Regions from separate parts of the Homo sapiens genome. Here region 1 is linked to region 2. A link is an interaction called in ENCODE POLR2A ChIA-PET data of the cell type or tissue named here. Cell type or tissue: Caco-2. All regions are shown on one strand. Links, peaks and the distances in the headings refer to the core of each region. The heading gives the core; the rest is flanking DNA. Region 1 holds the start of MAD2L1BP (MAD2L1 binding protein). Region 2 overlaps LOC105375070 (a long non-coding RNA gene).

The links. Peaks named below come from ENCODE experiments on the same cell type or tissue, not always from the same donor. Only the 100,000 strongest peaks of a DNase experiment are listed, where the experiment ranks them.
Region 1: POLR2A ChIA-PET joins it to region 2 with 13 read pairs; 5 of 35 experiments call an interaction of 5 or more read pairs at or near these places.

Annotation. Positions count from the first base shown.
Region 1 is chr6:43,631,965-43,640,294 of GRCh38, forward strand. It overlaps MAD2L1BP (MAD2L1 binding protein), which reads left to right and starts at 3,876. Exons shown (of 3, transcript NM_014628.3): 1 at 3,876-3,957; 2 at 4,417-4,682; 3 at 8,057-8,330. The coding sequence starts at 3,912. RefSeq lists enhancers at 4,854-5,641, 5,642-6,428. In Caco-2, for the core only: no CTCF peak of the experiment used is centred there; a DNase peak (open chromatin) is centred at 3,857; H3K4me3 peaks cover 1,450 bases.
Region 2 is chr6:43,803,354-43,811,683 of GRCh38, forward strand. The region is part of intron 1 of LOC105375070 (a long non-coding RNA gene); the gene reads left to right. Among named protein-coding and RNA genes, the nearest start is that of VEGFA, 37 kb to the left of the region's middle. RefSeq lists a silencer at 4,239-4,533. In Caco-2, for the core only: no CTCF peak of the experiment used is centred there; DNase peaks (open chromatin) are centred at 878, 1,308, 3,188, 4,238 and 3 weaker places; H3K4me3 peaks cover 573 bases.

The DNA of each region.
Region 1 (8,330 bases), core at 98-8,097, 170 kb before region 2:
TCTTGGCTCACGGCAACCTCCTCCTCCCGGGTTCAAGCGATTCTCCTGCCTCAGCCTTCTGAGTAGCTGGGATTACAGGCATATGCCACCACACCCGGCTAATTTTGTGTTTTTAGTAGAGACGGTGGTTTCTCCGTGTTGGTCAGGCTGGACTCGAACTCCCAACCTCAGTTGATCCGCCTGCCTTGGCCTCCCAAAGTGCTGGGATTACAGGTGTGAGCCACCGTGCCCGGCCCTGTTTATTTTTTAAGGGTGGCGAGGAGGAGGAAGAGAGAAAATGATTGATTGATTGACTTTTTTTTTTTTTTTTTTTTTTAGGTAGGGTCTCCTTCTGTCACCCAGGCTGGAATGCAATGGCACAATCTTGACTCACTGCAACCTCCAACCCTAGAGAGTGATTCTTCCACTTCAGCCCCCCAGGTAGCTGGGACTACAGGGGCATGCCACCATGCCTGGCTAAGTTTTGTATTTTTTGTAAAGAAGGGGTTTGCCGTGTTGCTCAGGCCGGTCTTGAACTCCTGGACTCAAGCAGTTCTCCCACCTTGGCCTCCCCAAAAATGCTGGGATTACAGGCGTGAGCCACTATGCCCAGCCAGATCCAGTATTTTAATCATTGTACTTTTATAGTATGTTTTGACCTCTGGTCCCTACTTCCTGAAACACATCCTTTTCTTGGCCTCCATGACCTGACACTTGTCTTTTTTTTTTTTTTTTTTTTTTAATAGAGACAAGATCTCACTATGTTGCCCAGACTGGTCTTAAACTTCTGGACTCAGCCGGGTGCGGTGGCTCACTCCTGTAATCCCAGCACTTTGGGAGGCTGAGGCAGGTGGATCACCTAAGGACAGGAGTTCAAGACCAGCTTGGCCAACATGGTGAAACCCCATCTCTACTAAAAATACAAAAAATTAGCTGGGTGTGGTGGTGGGCACCTGTAATCCCAGCTACTTGGGAGGCTGAGGCAGGAGAATTGCTTGAACCCTGGGGGCAGAGGTTGCAGTGAGCCAAGATCACGCCATTGCACTCCAGCCTGGGCAACACGAGCAAAACTCCATCTAAAAACAAACAAACAAACAACAACAAAAAACTTCTGGACTCAAGCAATCCCTCTGCCCTTAAGCAATTCTCCCACCTCGGCCTCCCAAAATGCTGGGATTATAGGCTGGAGCTGCCATGCCCAGTCAGACCCAGTATTTTAATCATTGTACTTTTTTTTTTTTTTTTTCCAGGCGGAGTCTCACTCTGTCACCCAGGCTGGAGCACAATGGCATGACCTCAGCTCACCACAACTTCCGCCTCCCAGGTTCAAGGGATTCTCCTGCCTCAGCCTCCCAAGTAGCTGAGATTATAGGTATGCACCAGCACGCCTGGCTAATTTTGTATTTTTAGTAGAGACGGGGTTTCTCCATGTTGGTCAGGCTGGTCTCAAACTCCCGACCTCAGGTGATCTGCACACCTCGACCTCCCAAAGTGCTGGGATTACAGGCGTGAGCCACTGTGCCTGGCCTCTAATTGCTGTACTTTTATAGTGTGTTTTGACCTCTGGTCCCTACTTCCTGAAACACGCCCTTTTCTTGGCCTCCATGACCTGACACTTATTTAATTTATTTATTTATTTATTGGTAGGGACAAGGTCTCATTATGTTGCCCAGACTGGTCTCAAACTTCTGGATTGATGCACTCCCCTTGCCTTGAATTCCCAAAGTGCTGGGATTACAGGCATGAGCCACCATGCCTGGCCCCACTTGTCTATTTTGGTTTTGGAGGCAGGGTCTCCCTCTGTCACCCAGGCTGGAGGGCAGTGGTGCGATCACAGCTCACTGTAGCCTCAACCTCCCAGGCTCAAGCAATCCTCCCACCTAAGCCTCCCAAAGTGCTGGGAGTACAGGCATGAGCCACCTTGCCCGGCCATTTGTCTATTTTTCTTTATCCTCCTGTGGGTACTCTTTAGTCTTCTCCATAGCTTCTGTCTCTCTGGTCATCCCCTAAACATTAGTGTCTTCAATATCCTAGCCCATTCTCATTCTACACCCTCCCTGGGTGATCTTATTCACTAACATGCTGATGGCTCTTAAATACATACCTTTATTGCAAATGGCATTCCTAAATATCTCTATTCATTATCCTATGGAGATGTCAAATTCAATCTGTGAAAAGCTGAACTCATCTTTTCTCCTACTCACCTCCCACCCCAACAAACCTGGTCTTATTTCCTATTTTAGTGTTTCCTCCATCCTTTTTTTTTTTCTTTTTTTCTTTTTTTTTTTTTTTTTGAGTCATGGTCTTGCTCTGCTGCCCAGGCTGAAGTGCAGTGGCATGATCATAGCTCACTGTAAGTGTCGAACTCCTGGACTCAAGCAATCCTCTGCTTCAGCCTCCAGAATAGCCAGGACGACAGTTGTGCACCACCACACCTGGCTAACTTTAAAAAAAAATTTTTAATTTTGCAGAAACAGGGTCCCCAATCTTGTCCTGGCTGGTATTGAACTCCTGGCCTCGGCACCCTGCTTCCCTCTGTCATTGAATGGTACAATTTCCCATACAATTGCTGAAGTCAGAAACCTGCTTGTTTTCTTGTCAGTCTCTTTCTTTTTTTTCTTTTTTTCTTTTTTTTGAGATGGAGTCTCACTCTGTCACCTAGGCTGGAGTATAGTGGTGCGATCTCAGCTCACTGCAACCTCCGCCTCCCGGCTTCAAGCGATTCTCCTGCCTCAGCCTCCTGAGTAGCTGGGATTACAGGTGCATGCCACCATGTCTGGCTAAATTTTGTATTTTTAGTAGAGACAGCGTTTCACCATGTTGGCCAGGCTGGTCTCAAACTCCTGACCTCGTGATCCACCTGCCTTGGACTCCCAAAGTGCTAGGATTACAGGCGTGAGCCACCGTGCCTGGCCTCTTCTCAGTCTATTTCTATTCCTCCTCCTCCTTGTAAATCAATCCCCAAGTTATGTTCACTGGACCTCCTAAATATCTCGAGTTTACCCAATTATCTCCACCCCACTGTGACTACGCTAGGTTAGGCTGCTTTCATCAAGTACTCGGGTAATTGCACTACCTCTAACTGGTATCCCTGCCTCCTCTCTTATCCTCTCTGTAATCCAATCTCTATCCTGCAGCCAGGGTAGAGATTAAATTTATAAGATGTAAATTTAATCATGCCACTCTCCTACTTAAACCTTTCAAGGCTTCCCCATCTGCCTACAGGATCAAGTCCAAACTCTCACGTGGCTTATACGGTCCTGCCATGATCTGGCTCCTGTTATTCACTACAGCCTTAACTCTTTATAATATGAACTCTTTTCATTCCTTGTACAGAGTATGCTCTTGTCTCAAGGTCTCCAGGAGCACTAGGCCCTCCTCTTTACCTTGTTGACTTATCCTACAGGTCACAGCTTCACACATTTCTTCTGGGACCACTCCTTCCCAGCCCCTACCCTCTGTGGGTCAGCCACCCTTGTTTTTCACTTCCACACCCCGTGTACACTTTTCTGTATAATTCATCACATTGTATTGTATCTACAGGCAGTGAACCCCTTGAGCACGGGGCCCGCGCCTGGCTTGTTCTCCGCTGTCTCCAGCACCTAGGACAGGGCCTGGCACGAAGTAGGTGCACAGTGAGTAGTGAATGCTGGAGTGAATAGATGCAAGAGGGCTGGTGTCTTTTAGAAAGCAGCGCTCAGTGGCTGAGAACTCCTGGGTTCCCTGCTGGGCAAGGGTTAGGCGTACATTTGCCAGGGTGTTAAAGGAGGAACGCAGGGTTCAAATCCCAGCTCCACTTAACCTCCCCCACACTGCGGCGACGCCGCGCCTTTTTTCCGACCCAACTGAGCCGGAAGTGGAGGCGCGGGCTTCCCATGATGCCCCGCGAGACCTTTATTCTAACCGCAAGGAGTAGCGGAGGGGAGGTCGTGATGGCGGCGCCGGAGGCGGAGGTTCTGTCCTCAGCCGCAGTCCCTGGTAAGGCGTGGGGCCAAGAGTTTGGGGAGCCTTGGGGACTTGTTTCTTCCCTACCGCCGCGCCATCCATTCGTTTATCCGCTGGTCCTCTCCCTAGCCCGTCTTCCCTGTCTTCCGGGTGTCCTACACGGCTCTGGCTGTGACTCCATCGCCCTGGGTCGCACTGGACCCTGCTTGACTACACTTTTGACTCATTTCCCCAGATCAAGTCCCGCAGCTTTCTGAGCGGGGAGCCCTCCGAAATCCCCCCACTATCTTGCAGTCGATTAAATCTCCTCAGGCAACAGGGATCAGGAATCTCTCCCTGCCACGGCCCATACTGTAGGCTGCGGAGGATATGGGCGTATGTCGGAGTGCCTGCTTTTTCAGGGTGGCTGGTTTGTCGGCCACAGGGAATGAGAAGACTGACTGGCTTTTAGGTTTTTAATTTTTCTCTCTTGTCCCTCTTTTCATCTACCAGATTTGGAGTGGTATGAGAAGTCCGAAGAAACTCACGCCTCCCAGATAGAACTACTTGAGACAAGCTCTACGCAGGAACCTCTCAACGCTTCGGAGGCCTTTTGCCCAAGAGACTGCATGGTACCAGTGGTGTTTCCTGGGCCTGTGAGCCAGGAAGGCTGCTGTCAGTTTACTTGTGAACTTCTAAAGCATATCATGTATCAACGCCAGCAGCTCCCTCTGCCCTATGAACAGCTTAAGCACTTTTACCGAAAACCTTCTCCCCAGGTAGGCACAGGCTTTGGGAGCAAGTTGGTGGGAAGACTTTGTGGCTCTTAGATGGGAGGCAGGTAGAAAGGGGGTCTAAGAAATCTTCAAAGCCTGAGAGAATAAGCAGCTTCCAGGGCTTCGGTCACTTTCTCCCCACTCTAGTCTTTGGTAGCCTAACCCTTCTGGCTTTTTCAACTGTTCTTTCTTTCTGAAACTCACGTGTTGCATTTGGACTTAATGAACTGGCTCTTTGCATTTTTTTCTTTTGAGACAGAGTCTTGCTCTGTTGCCCAGGCTAGAGTGCAGTGGCGAGATCTCAGCTCACTGCAACCTCCGCCTCCCAGGTTCAAGCGATTCTGCTGCCTCAGCCTCCCGAGTAGCTAGGATTACAGGCTCCTGCCACCACACCCAGCTAATTTTTGTATTTTAATTAATTTATTTATTTTATGTTTTGAGACAGAGTCTCTCTCTTGTTGCCCAGGCTGGAATGCAATGGCGTGATCTCGGCTCACTGCAGCCTCCATGTCCCAGGTTCAAGCGATTCTCATGCCTCAGCCTCCCCAGTAGCTAGGATTACAGGCACGTGCCACCATGCCCAGCTTATTTTTGTATTTTTGGTAGAGACGGGGTTTCACCATGTTGACCAGGCTGGTCTCGAACTCCTGACCTCAAGTGATCTGCCCGCCTTGGCCTCTCCCAAAGTGCTGGGATTACAGGCGTGAACTACCGCGCCTGGCCTGCATGTTTCTTTAATAGCATCCTGTTGTTTAATTTCTGTATGGACTTCTTTTTTCTTCTTTTTTTTTTTTTTTTTTGAGACAGAGTCTCGCCTTGTCACCCAGGCTGGAGGACAGTGGCATGATCGCAGCTCACTGCAACCCCAATCTCCCAGGTTCAAGTGATTCTCCTGCCTCAGCCTCCCCAGTAGCTGGGATTACAGGCATGCACCACCACACCCAGCTAATTTTTTGTTTGTTTGTTTGTTTTTGATAGGGAGTTTCACTCTGTCACCCAGGCTGGAGTGCAGTCGTGCCATGTTGGCTCACTGCAACCTCCGCCTCCCAGGTTCAAGTGCTTCTCCTGTCTCAGCCTCCTGAGTACCTGGGATTATAGGCATGCGCCACCATGTCCAGCTAATTTTTGTATTTTTAGTATAGACGGGGTTTCACCATGTTGGCCAGGCTGGTCTTGAACTCCTGACCTCAGGTGATCCGCCTGCCTCAGCCTCCCAAAGTGCTGGGATTACAGGCATGAGCCACCGTGCTCCGCCTGTTTGTTTCTTTTTTTGAGAAGGAGTCTCGCTCTTGTGTGGCCCAGGCTGGAGTGCAGTGGAGCGATCTCGGCTCACTGCAACCTCCACTTTGGGTTCAAGCGATTCTCCTGCCTCAGCCTCGAAGTAGCTGGGATTACAGGCATGTGCCACCACACCTGGTTAAATTTTGTATTTTTAGTAGAGACAGGGTATCGCAATGTTGGCTAGGCTGCTCTCAAACTCCTGACCTCAAGTGATCCGCCCGCCTTGGCCTCCCAAAGTGCTGGGATTACAGGCGTGAGCCACTGCTCCTGGCCCACCTGGCTAATTTTTGTATTTTTAGTAGAGATGGAGTTTCACCATGTTGGCCAGGCTGGTCTCGAAGTCCTGACCTCAGGTTATCCACCTGCCTCAGCCTCCCAAAGTGTTGTTGGGATTACAGGTGTGAGCCACTGCGCCAGGCCATGAACTTCTTTTGCCTGAGGATATTAATTATTGAATTTTTAAGTTTTTCTTTGTTCCTTGCGGCATCTCAGTTTCTTCTAGAATCCATTCCCCATTTGTTTTGTTCTGGACTTTGACTTTCATGTTGGAGAGTTTTATTCTGTGTCTGGTGAATATTTAAGAATAAATTGGCCGGGCGCGGTGGCTCACGCCTGTAATCCCAACACTTTGGGAGGCTGAGGCAGGCGAATCACGAGGTCAGGAGATTGAGACCATCCTGGCTAACATGGTGAAACCCTGTCTCTACTAAAAATACAAAAAATTAGCCGGGCGTGGTGGTGGGCGCCTGTAGTCCCAGCTACTCGGGAGGCTGAGGCAGGAGAATGGTGTGAACCCGGGAGGCGGAGGTTGCAGTGAGCCGAGATTGCGCCACTGTACTCCAGCCTGGGCGAAAGAGCGAAACTCTGTCTCAAAAAAAAAAAAAAGAATAAATCATTGCAAGCTGTGTGTGCATGCCTGGGCCTTATGAGCTGATAGACTTCACTATAAGGAGATTAGGTGGGAACCTGGTGATCTCTTTGTGGGGATTGGAAAGTCTTCCCTCTGGATGGGGGAGAAATTTGGCAGATGATCTAAGCATCTTCACACAGATTTTCATTCATTTCCCCTATATTCACTCTTGCCTCTGTGGTGCCTGTATCACCACTTCCTAAACCTTTCTGGGGTTCTGCTGTGTGGATCAGTTTGCATCCCTTGGGGGTCCCTTCTGTCAGCACTTGGTATTCAGCTCTCTTGAACTCTTAACTCTTCATCTTCTTTCTTTTTTTTTTTTTGAGACAGAGTCTCGCTCTGTCACCCAGGCTAGAGTGCAGTGGCGTGATCTCAGCTCACTGCAAGCTCTGCCTCCTGGGTTCAGGCTATTCTCCTGCCTCAGCCTCCCTAGTAGCTGGGACTACAGGCATCCACCACCACACTCGGCTAATTTTTTGTATTTTTAGTAGAGACAGGGTTTCGCCATGTTAGCCAGGATGGTCTTGATCTCCTGACCTTGTGATCCGCCCGCCTCGGCCTCTCAAAGTGCTGGGATTACAGGCGTAAGCCACTGCGCCCAGCCAACTCTTCATCTTCTATCTTCCAAAACTTCTGTGTTTGCATTTGGCTAGTGTTGTGTAGTTTCCAGTTCTTTCCTCTTGGGAGTTTTCTTTGTCAGTCTTTCCTCTTCTTTCCTTCATTTGTTTCTTAATTTCTTTTCTCTCATTTTGTAATATTTCAGGTGGAAGTGCAAATAAGCATGTGTTCAGTTTACTATGTTTAAGTGGAAGAACAAGTTCAAAGTCATGTTTATTAGACCAAATAATCCTCATTCCTGTTATCACTCCCCATACAGCAAAAATTTGTTGTCACTTTGTCATGTCACCAAATTTCTATTTTAGTTGCTTATATCTGGATATCCTCCACCTTCAGAACACTGTGTTTGCTGTTCTAAATGTGGGAGAATTATGGTTTTGTACAAATAATATATTTTCCTTTTCAGTATAATACCCTCTGATAAAACACAGTGTTTTGGCTGTGGCGGTTCATTGAGCTAGAAATTAAGTCCTGTAAGTCTATGTACACATCCCAGCAGGGTTCTTTTCAAAGAGCATTAGCTTCCCCCTGCCTTGTTCTTCTCTCCCACCATTCTTTGTCCTCACAGGCAGAGGAGATGCTGAAGAAGAAACCTCGGGCCACCACTGAGGTGAGCAGCAGGAAATGCCAACAAGCCCTGGCAGAACTGGAGAGTGTCCTCAGCCACCTGGAGGACTTCTTTGCACGGACACTAGTACCGCGAGTGCTGATTCTCCTTGGGGGCAATGCCCTAAGCCCCAAGGAGTTCTATGAACTCGACTTGTCTCTGCTGGCCCCCTACAGCGTGGACCAGAGCCTGAGCACAGCAGCTTGTTTGCGCCGTCTCTTCCGAGCCATATTCA
Region 2 (8,330 bases), core at 170-8,169:
GTCAGTATGCCTTTCGTTGTTTATAGTTCTCATCTGTAAAGATAAAGAGGTTTGTACAGATGGTCTCTAAGATTCTGTTTGACTTTCAAAGACCAGAACAGAATTAACCAGTTCAAAAGAAGAGCTGTGGGTGGGTGGGGGTTTTAGGTGGATTGAGAGAGGATGGGTGGGGGTAAGGGAGAGGGTAGTGAGGAGTTTGGAGGGGGATTAAATGGGACTTTCTTCCCAGGGCCTTGAGGACTGGGCTTTGGGGGACTCTCAGGGTGAGGTTTGATCCCTGAAGTTCAGGCTTGGCCCCTTGTTATTTCCTGCTTTCCTGGGGCTGTGGCTGTGGCTGTGGGAGACTTGACCCAAGAACGGACAGCCTCTCTTTTTCTGCTCTGCCATAGAGCAGAGCCCCAGCCTGGAACACACGAGCCCTCTGAAATTACCTGCACAGTCTTGGGGGTATGTGAATGAATGTCCTTTGGGGAAAGAAAGTCCTTATCTTTTATCAGATTCTCCAAGGGATTTCTGCCTTACAAAGTTTAGAAACCTGTATTTAGAAGGCCAGGCTGAACTAAGAAGATAAGTCATAGGAGGAGGAGAAGGAAGAGGAGAGAGGACCCAAATCCTTTTATTTTAAAATGTCTTTTCTGGACCTTAGTTTCCTCATCAGTAAAATTAGAAGTTTGGGTGATCTCTGGTAACATCCAGCATTTAGAATAATAATGCCTAATTTTACTTTGTACATTATCTCCTTTGCTCCTTTCAAAAGCCATGTGACTGTGTTTCTCATCAGCATCCCTGTTTTTCAGGTGACAACACTGAGGTCTGGTGACTCACCCAGGGTCATGCAGCCTGTGAGTGGCAGAGTGAGCCGGGAACCTGGCTGCTGGCTGAGAAATTTCAGGGCTTCTTCTTTGAGTGCCCAGCAGGATTGCAGCACCACATGGCTCTGGGGCTCTCCCACTGGCCAGTCTGGGCTGAAGGGAATGAAGTGAAGAGAGGGAGTTTCCCCTAAAGGTTGGTTGTTAATGATATTGCAGAAGAGGAAGAGGTGGTAGGAGGAACAGGTCATGCCCAAGTGGAAATCCTCAGCTCCTTCCAGCTGATCTAGAAGGCCTCCTGGACAAGGGGACACTTGGGGAGGTGGGGAACTGGGCCTCAGCTTGGGGAAAGGGAGGCATTCCTAGGCAGCGGAAAGCATCCTTTCTGGTGGGTAATCCAGTATTTATGGTGTTTTTGATGACTGGAATGCGGGTGTGGGTTCCCTATTGGACTTTGGGCTCTGCTGCAGGCCTCAGGCTGGGGAGACATTTTGGAATGTGTCCCTTGCCTTCTAGGGCCACCTTTGGCCTCACCTGCTGTTTACCCTCTTCTTCCTCCCCCTCTTCCCCCCTTGGCAGCCTGAGCTAGTGCCAGGAAATTGTTGGTCAAAGGTGAGGTCACCAAGAACCTGGAAAAACAACAGGTCTCCATTAACCTTGTTTACCTGCCAGGTAACTGTTGCTTTACAAAGGTTCTTTCGCCCCTTCTTTCATTACCTGCATTTCCTGCTCCCGTAAAAGCTCAGATCAGCTGAGCAGATTTTGGTGGGGGGTTCCTTCAAGATAAACCCTCCTGAGAGGCTTTCCACTCTTCTATTTTCTGGCATGTGGTCTGTATCTATTAGGTCATATCTCAGACTGTGTGGTCACCTGAGTTTAGATGCTGGCTGCCCAGCGAGACTGTCAACAACTTGAGGGAAGGGCTGTGTTCATTTACATTCTCAGGGCCTGGCTTCTAATAATGTCTGCTGCTTCAATGGATGGATGACTGAATGAATTAATGAATGAGTGGGATGGATGTCCTGGGTTTCTATTTCAGAACTCACCTCCCCTAGGAGGTCTCCTGGGGTTACTTCCAGCCTATTCTTTGCATCTTATTCCCATCTTTGGTCTGCCTAATCTGTCCTGATTTCTTCATGCTGTTTTTCTCAGAGTTTTTCATAAGGAACCAAAAACAACTGAGCCATGTGGCCCTCTGACAACCTCCCCAGGGCCCTGCAGACAGCAGACTCCTGATCAATGGTCACTAACTGACCAGCTTATGGGATCTGGGCCAAAGGAGAGCCAGGGAGGTCAGATTGTTTCTTGAGGTCACCCAGCTGTGAAAGAACTTGGGCCCATCCTTGGCCAAACCTGCACATCATCACTCAGACCTGGGGCTTCCTTCTGTGTGCAGAGCTGATATTTAAACACCATTGATGTCAATGCATCTATTCACTCAGAAAATATTGGGACCGTGCTTGCTCTGGCTCTCTGTGTTGAAGATGATACAGTTCCTTTACCTCAAAGAGGTCACAAACCAATCAGGGAGATGAGATATTTACCAGAGCAGTTCCTCAGCACTGGAGCCAAAGGTTGGGACAGTCAGAGAAGGCTTCCCAGAGGCGCTGGCACTTGAGGCCCTTGAAAGATTCTTAATCACTTATTTGGTGTAAGCTGTTTAAGAGAGCTTTGCTCATCTTGGTTAGTCCAAGATGTGCCTGTGACCTGTTTGTGGTCCTGGTTCACAAGGAGGAGGGACAGTAGTGGCTATCCCCTGCATCAGCACCCCCTGTTCCATCACTGCTACCGAGGGCTGCAAAGCCACAGGACTAGCTGGCAGTGAGAGGGCCCGTTGCCTGCGTGTAGACACCGGGATCAGAGATTGGCTGAGACACACCAGAGGCCCCACAGTGACCCAGGGCGGAGCAGGGTCTAGAACCTAATAGTCCTGATTCCCACCCCTGTGCTCTCTCCGTGGATGCCACCACCCAGTTGCCTTTACGAGGCCAGTGCCTTCTGTGGGTCAGTACCTTGGGCTCTGGGCTGGGTGCTGGGTGTAGCTGGGGTGGTCCTTACCATGGTCCCCCTTTTCACACGATGGGCATTGAAAGGATAGCCCAGACTGAGACCCTTGTCAGAAGGAGGTGGGGTATGAACAAAGCCTAATGATCCAGGGAGAGAGGATGCCTATCAGAGAGGGTACCACTCCCCTGGACCTGCATGCATAGCGGAGTTACCATTATTCACATGCAGGGCAAGCCTATCAGAGAGGAGTCAGAGGGAGGAAGGCTGACAGAAGTGGCTCTCTGGGATTCCCAGCTGAGGCTCTCGCACTCCCGGGTCTTGTTTTCCCTAACAGCCTCAGGGCACAAAGTCCAGTGGTGTGATTTTGTCATCTCTTCCCAGGGCAGCCTTAAAGGGCCAGTGCCTCCTCTCAGGGTTAATGATTACCTGTTGGGTCACCAATAGACCCAGGTGTCCTTGTGTGTGAAGACGGTTGGGCGGATGGGTGGGAGGTGGTGAAAGAGGGGTGGCCTGCCTGAAGAGGAGGCTGGGGCTTCCTTTAAATACATCCTCATAGAGGCTGCCTCCTGGAGCTCTCCTGGTTAGCCTTGGGTCATGAGGAGGGATCTGTCTTTAATGGCTAACAGCACAGGGAACCAACCTGTAAACCCCAAAGGGAGGGTAAGATTTATCTAGGGTGCTTCCCCCCAGCTCTGACAGGACAGATTCCCACAGTAGGAGGTGGGGGACTCTCCTAGCCGAATGGGAGGTGAGGGTATGTCTTAGACCTCAGAGGGTCAGGCCTTGGCTAGGGCAGGACCCTGGGACCCTTACTATCTCCTTCCCCTATACACATTCATGTCCCACCAGACCTGGAAGGTGCCCCAGTGTGACCCTGACTCGACCCGACCACAGTCGCAGTCTTTCTCCCATCTTCCATCTCTGTCTCACCTCCCAGCCTTGGAAAACACTTATATTAGTAATAGGCACTAATAATGATAACAAAGGCTGCCCTTTGTTGGGTCCTGGGCATAGCACGTAGATTCACTTGTAATCTGTACAAGTGCCCTGTGAGAAGGGTGCATATCACACCCCCATTTTACCAGAGGAGAAGGGAAGCTCAGCTCACATCACTGCTCAAGATCACACAGAGCAAGAGGCAGAGCAGACTTGACCCTGGTCTGTACCGTGTCAAAGTCCATGCTTTTTGCCACCATGGGTGATGGGCTGTGTGCCTGCTGTTTCCCCACCACAGTGGCTCAGCCAGTCCTCCAGAAAGCTTTCAAGGCTTACCACATCCAGCCCATGTCCCCCTCTGCTTCCTCCCCTAGTGAGAATCTATTGGCCCTGAGCTCAGCCAGGCTGGATTCATCTGCCACCACCCTGGGCTCTGTGTCTGCAGGCTGCTTCTGCCTCTGTGCAGCCCGGTGGCTCCCTAGGGGCAGGGCAGGGCCTCTGACTGGCAGGGAGGAGGCACAGAGATGGACAAGATTATCCTCTCAGGAAAGCAGCTGCAGAAAGCGCTGTTTCTCCTTCTGGGAAGGCTTTATCTCAAGCTAGTGCTCCTTTCCTCCTTGTGATTCACAGACCTCTCATGATAGTTTGAACGTGTCTTGTTTCAAGTGTTCAAATCTAAAGACTTCCATCAGATTCCTGACCGCGGCTTTTTCACAGTTATTATCTGTGTCATAACATTGCATACTTGCGGCTTATCATTTTCCAAGCTCTGCATACGGGTTTGGCAGAGCAGGTTTCACTGATCCCACTAGACAGGTGAGGAAACTGAACCCTAGAGCAGGGAAGTGACACATCTAGAACACGGCCAGGCTTGGTGGCTGAGGCCAGCTCTGCCGTCACACACTTGGCTCTCCCCGGTGCTGCTTTCTTTGCTGCCTCTGCTGTGTCTGCATCAAGGAGACTTTCTCCTCTGAGGCTGGCTGGCCTTGGAGTTATACTTTGCGCCTAGCTGCTTCTTCTATTTTTTTAAAGATGTGTTTTATTGAGGTAAAATACATGTAACAAAATGTACCCTCTTAGTCGTTTTTAAATGTACAGTTCAGTGGTATTAAGTACATTCACATCGCTGTGTAACCATCACTACCATGCATCTCTAGGACTCTTCATCTTGCAAAACTGAAGCTCTGTATTAAACACTAACTCCCCATTCCCCTCCCTCCAGTCCCTGGCAACCACCATTTTACTTTCAGTTACTATGAATTTGACTATCCCATGTATCTCAAATAAGTGGAATCACACAGTATTTGTCTTTGTGTGACTGGCTTATTTCACTTAGCATGATGTCCTCGAGGTTCATTTATGCCGTAGCCTGTGTCAGAATTCCTTCGTTTTTCACCTGGGCAACATAGTGAGAACCCCCTATCTATAAAAACAAAAAACAAAACAAAACAAAACAAAAAAACAAAAAGAAAGAAAGAAAAAGAAAAGAAAAAAGAAAAAAAATTGCTGAGTGCGGTGGTGTGCCTGTGATCTCAGCTATTCAGGAGGCTGAGGTGGGAGCATGGTTTGGGCCCAGGAGGTTGAGGCTGTCGTGGGCTGCAATCATGCGATGGCACGCCAGCCTGGGCAACAGAACAAGAGCCTATCTCAAAAAAAAAAAAGGAATTTCTTCATTTTAAATATTTTAAATGTTAAATAATCTTGCTTGTCCTTTTATCTATTGATGGACCCTTGGGTTGCCTCCAGCTTCGGGTTATTGTGAATAATGCTGCTATGAACATGGGTGTACAAGTATCTCTTTGAGACCTGGCTTTCAATTCTTTTGGGTTTACGTATACACCCAGAAGTGGAATTTCTGGATCCTATGGCAATTCTATTTTTAATTTTTTGAGGAACCATTATACATATTTTCCACAGTGGCTGCACCATTTTACATTCCCACTAACAGTGCAGAGTGTTCCATTTTCTCCATATTCTCTGCTTTCTGCATAGTAGCCATCCTGATGGGTATGAAGTGATATCTCATTGTGGTTTTGATTTGCATTTCCCTAATAATTAGTGATGTTGAGCATCTTTTCATGTGCTTATTGGCCATTTGTATATCATCTTTGGAGAAAGGTCTACTCAAGTCTTTTTGCCCATTTTTGAATTTTTGTTGCTGTTATTGGGTTTTAGGAGTTCCCTATATATTCTGGGTATCAATCCTTTACCAGATATATAATTTGCAAATATTTTCTCCCATACTGTGGACCACTTTTTTACTCTGTTGGTAGAGTCTTTTGATGCACACAAGTTTATACTTTTCATGAATGGCCCTAGTTCTTGATGCTGTGCATGTGGCTCCTTCATCTGGGGTTCTGAAGTGACTCACACCTACACTGCTTCTACGTCTGTCTCCCTGTGTTTATCTGGATGACGTCACCCACCAGGCAAAGAACTCGTTAAGGGCCAGCACCAGCATAGGGCCTGGCATGTAGTGGGTGCTCAGCATGTGTTCGGTGAATGGGTGAATTTGACCTACGTGTGATAACAGATGATTTAAGCTGGGGGTGGGCAGGTGGGAGAGATAAGGAGGCCCCAGCCCCATGCGGAGAATGGGCACATGATGACCTGCCACTGCCATACAGAAGGCGGATGGAGAGCAACATGGCTGGAGCGAGGGCCCTGGAGCCAGAGTGCCAGATTCCAAACCTGGCTCGTGGCTATGCAGCCTTGGCAGGTTACTCAACTCTCATACGCCTCCGTGTCTTTGCCATCTTTGAAATGGGAATAATAATGTTATCTAGCTTAGAAGGTTGGTTGAAAGGATCAAATGACATGAAAAGCACTGAGGACAGAGCTTAGCACCTCATAAACACTGTGCTGATGCTGGCTGTCATTATTATGATGTTACAGTCTCAGCTCTTTGGGGGCATAGAATACATTTTCTACATCTCTTATGGCCCAGCACCTAAACACAGTGCCTGATCCAGAGCTGGCACTCAGCCAGTATTTGTTAATCAAATTAAATTGTCTTTTGTCGTGCAGGCAGTCCTTCCTCATGCCACCCTCAGTTTCTTCTGTTGCAGCTCTGAGCCCCTATCAGTCCTGTTCTCCGGCATCCTGCTGCACACTGGGTCTTCGTCTCCCCCTGCCCTGCAGGGGCCCCTAGCAAGGGAAACTGCTGGTTCTCAGACCTTCATGAAGGGCTCCTGGGGCTGGGCTGGGGCAAGGGCTGAGTGAGCTGCGGCAGCAGGTTTGTAACCTCGAATCTGGCCACACTTCGTCCATGTGAACAGTCACTTCTCCAGGTGTGGACTCAGGTGGAGGTGGCAGGTCAAGAGGAGGGGCTGGAGGAGGGCTGTTGCTCTCCCCTTTCTTTGTCCTCTGTGTCCCCTGCCCCAAGTCACAGAATCATGGATTCTCAGGGCTGTTCTGCTCCCACAGAGGGGCCCAGGACATTCTGTGTCTGTTCTCCTTACACCTTGCTGGCTGCCTGGTTCACTCTTGGTATCAGGGGATCAGAGAGAAGACCATGAGGCCTTCTGTAGAGTGCTGGCCTTGTCTTCCGTCACAGTCTCTCTGATGTGATTATTTTGGCTGGTTCCTTGGCATCGTTGTTACTCTCAGAGGCACCCTGGAGCCAAAAGCCTTGGAGCAAAAGCGGGAGACATCCCTGATCCTTCGCTGCGTCCAGTGGCAATGGGCAGACTCCTGCGGAGGCCCCACTGTCCTCCATTCCCTGGTCAGTTACTATGAATTTGACTATCCCATGTATCTCAAATAAGTGGAATCATACAGTATTTGTCTTTATGTGACTGGCTCAGTTCACTTAGCATGATGTCCTTGAGGTTCATTTATGTTGTAGCCTGTGTCAGAATTCCTTCATTTTTTGCCTGGGCGACATAGTGAGAACCCCCTATCTGAAAAAAAAAAAAAAAAAAGAAAAAAAAAGAAAAAAAAAGAAAAAGAAGAAAGAAAGAAAAAGAAAAGAAAAAAATTGCCGAGTGTGGTGGCACACATGATGCTGCGCATGTGGCTCCTTCATCTGGGGCTCTGAAGTGACTCATGCCTACACTGCCTCTACATCTGTCTCCCTGTGTTTGGTGAATGGGCAAATTTGACTTACGTGTGATGACAGATGATTTAAGCTGGGGGTGGGTGGGTGGGAGAGATAAGGAGGCCCCAGCCCCATGCAGAGAATGGCACATGATGACCTTGGTTTATTTAAAGTGGAGTGCTGCCATGGCCAGCTGTGCCCCAGGGGTGCCAGGCCTACACAGGCCTAGGCGGTCAGCTGTGCCCTCTGCCCAGGGCTCAGCCTTTACTAGGTTTCTGATGTCCTTATGCTCTGACATCACCTCAGGTCCTGTGACTTACCCCCCTCCCACTCAGCAGGGACCTTGTTCTGAAGACTTTGGCCTTTTCTTGGATGCTCTCGGGCAGTGTGGCAGGTGGTGTCAGGTGGCAGTGGGTGATGGGGAGGCTTGGAGGCTGGCTGGGGGCTGGGGGTGGAGAGGTACCACTTTGTCCTGCATGGCTGGCTCTGGGTGTAAGTGCAGTGAGTCACACCTTTCAGGTAGTGGTGAGGAGAGAGGG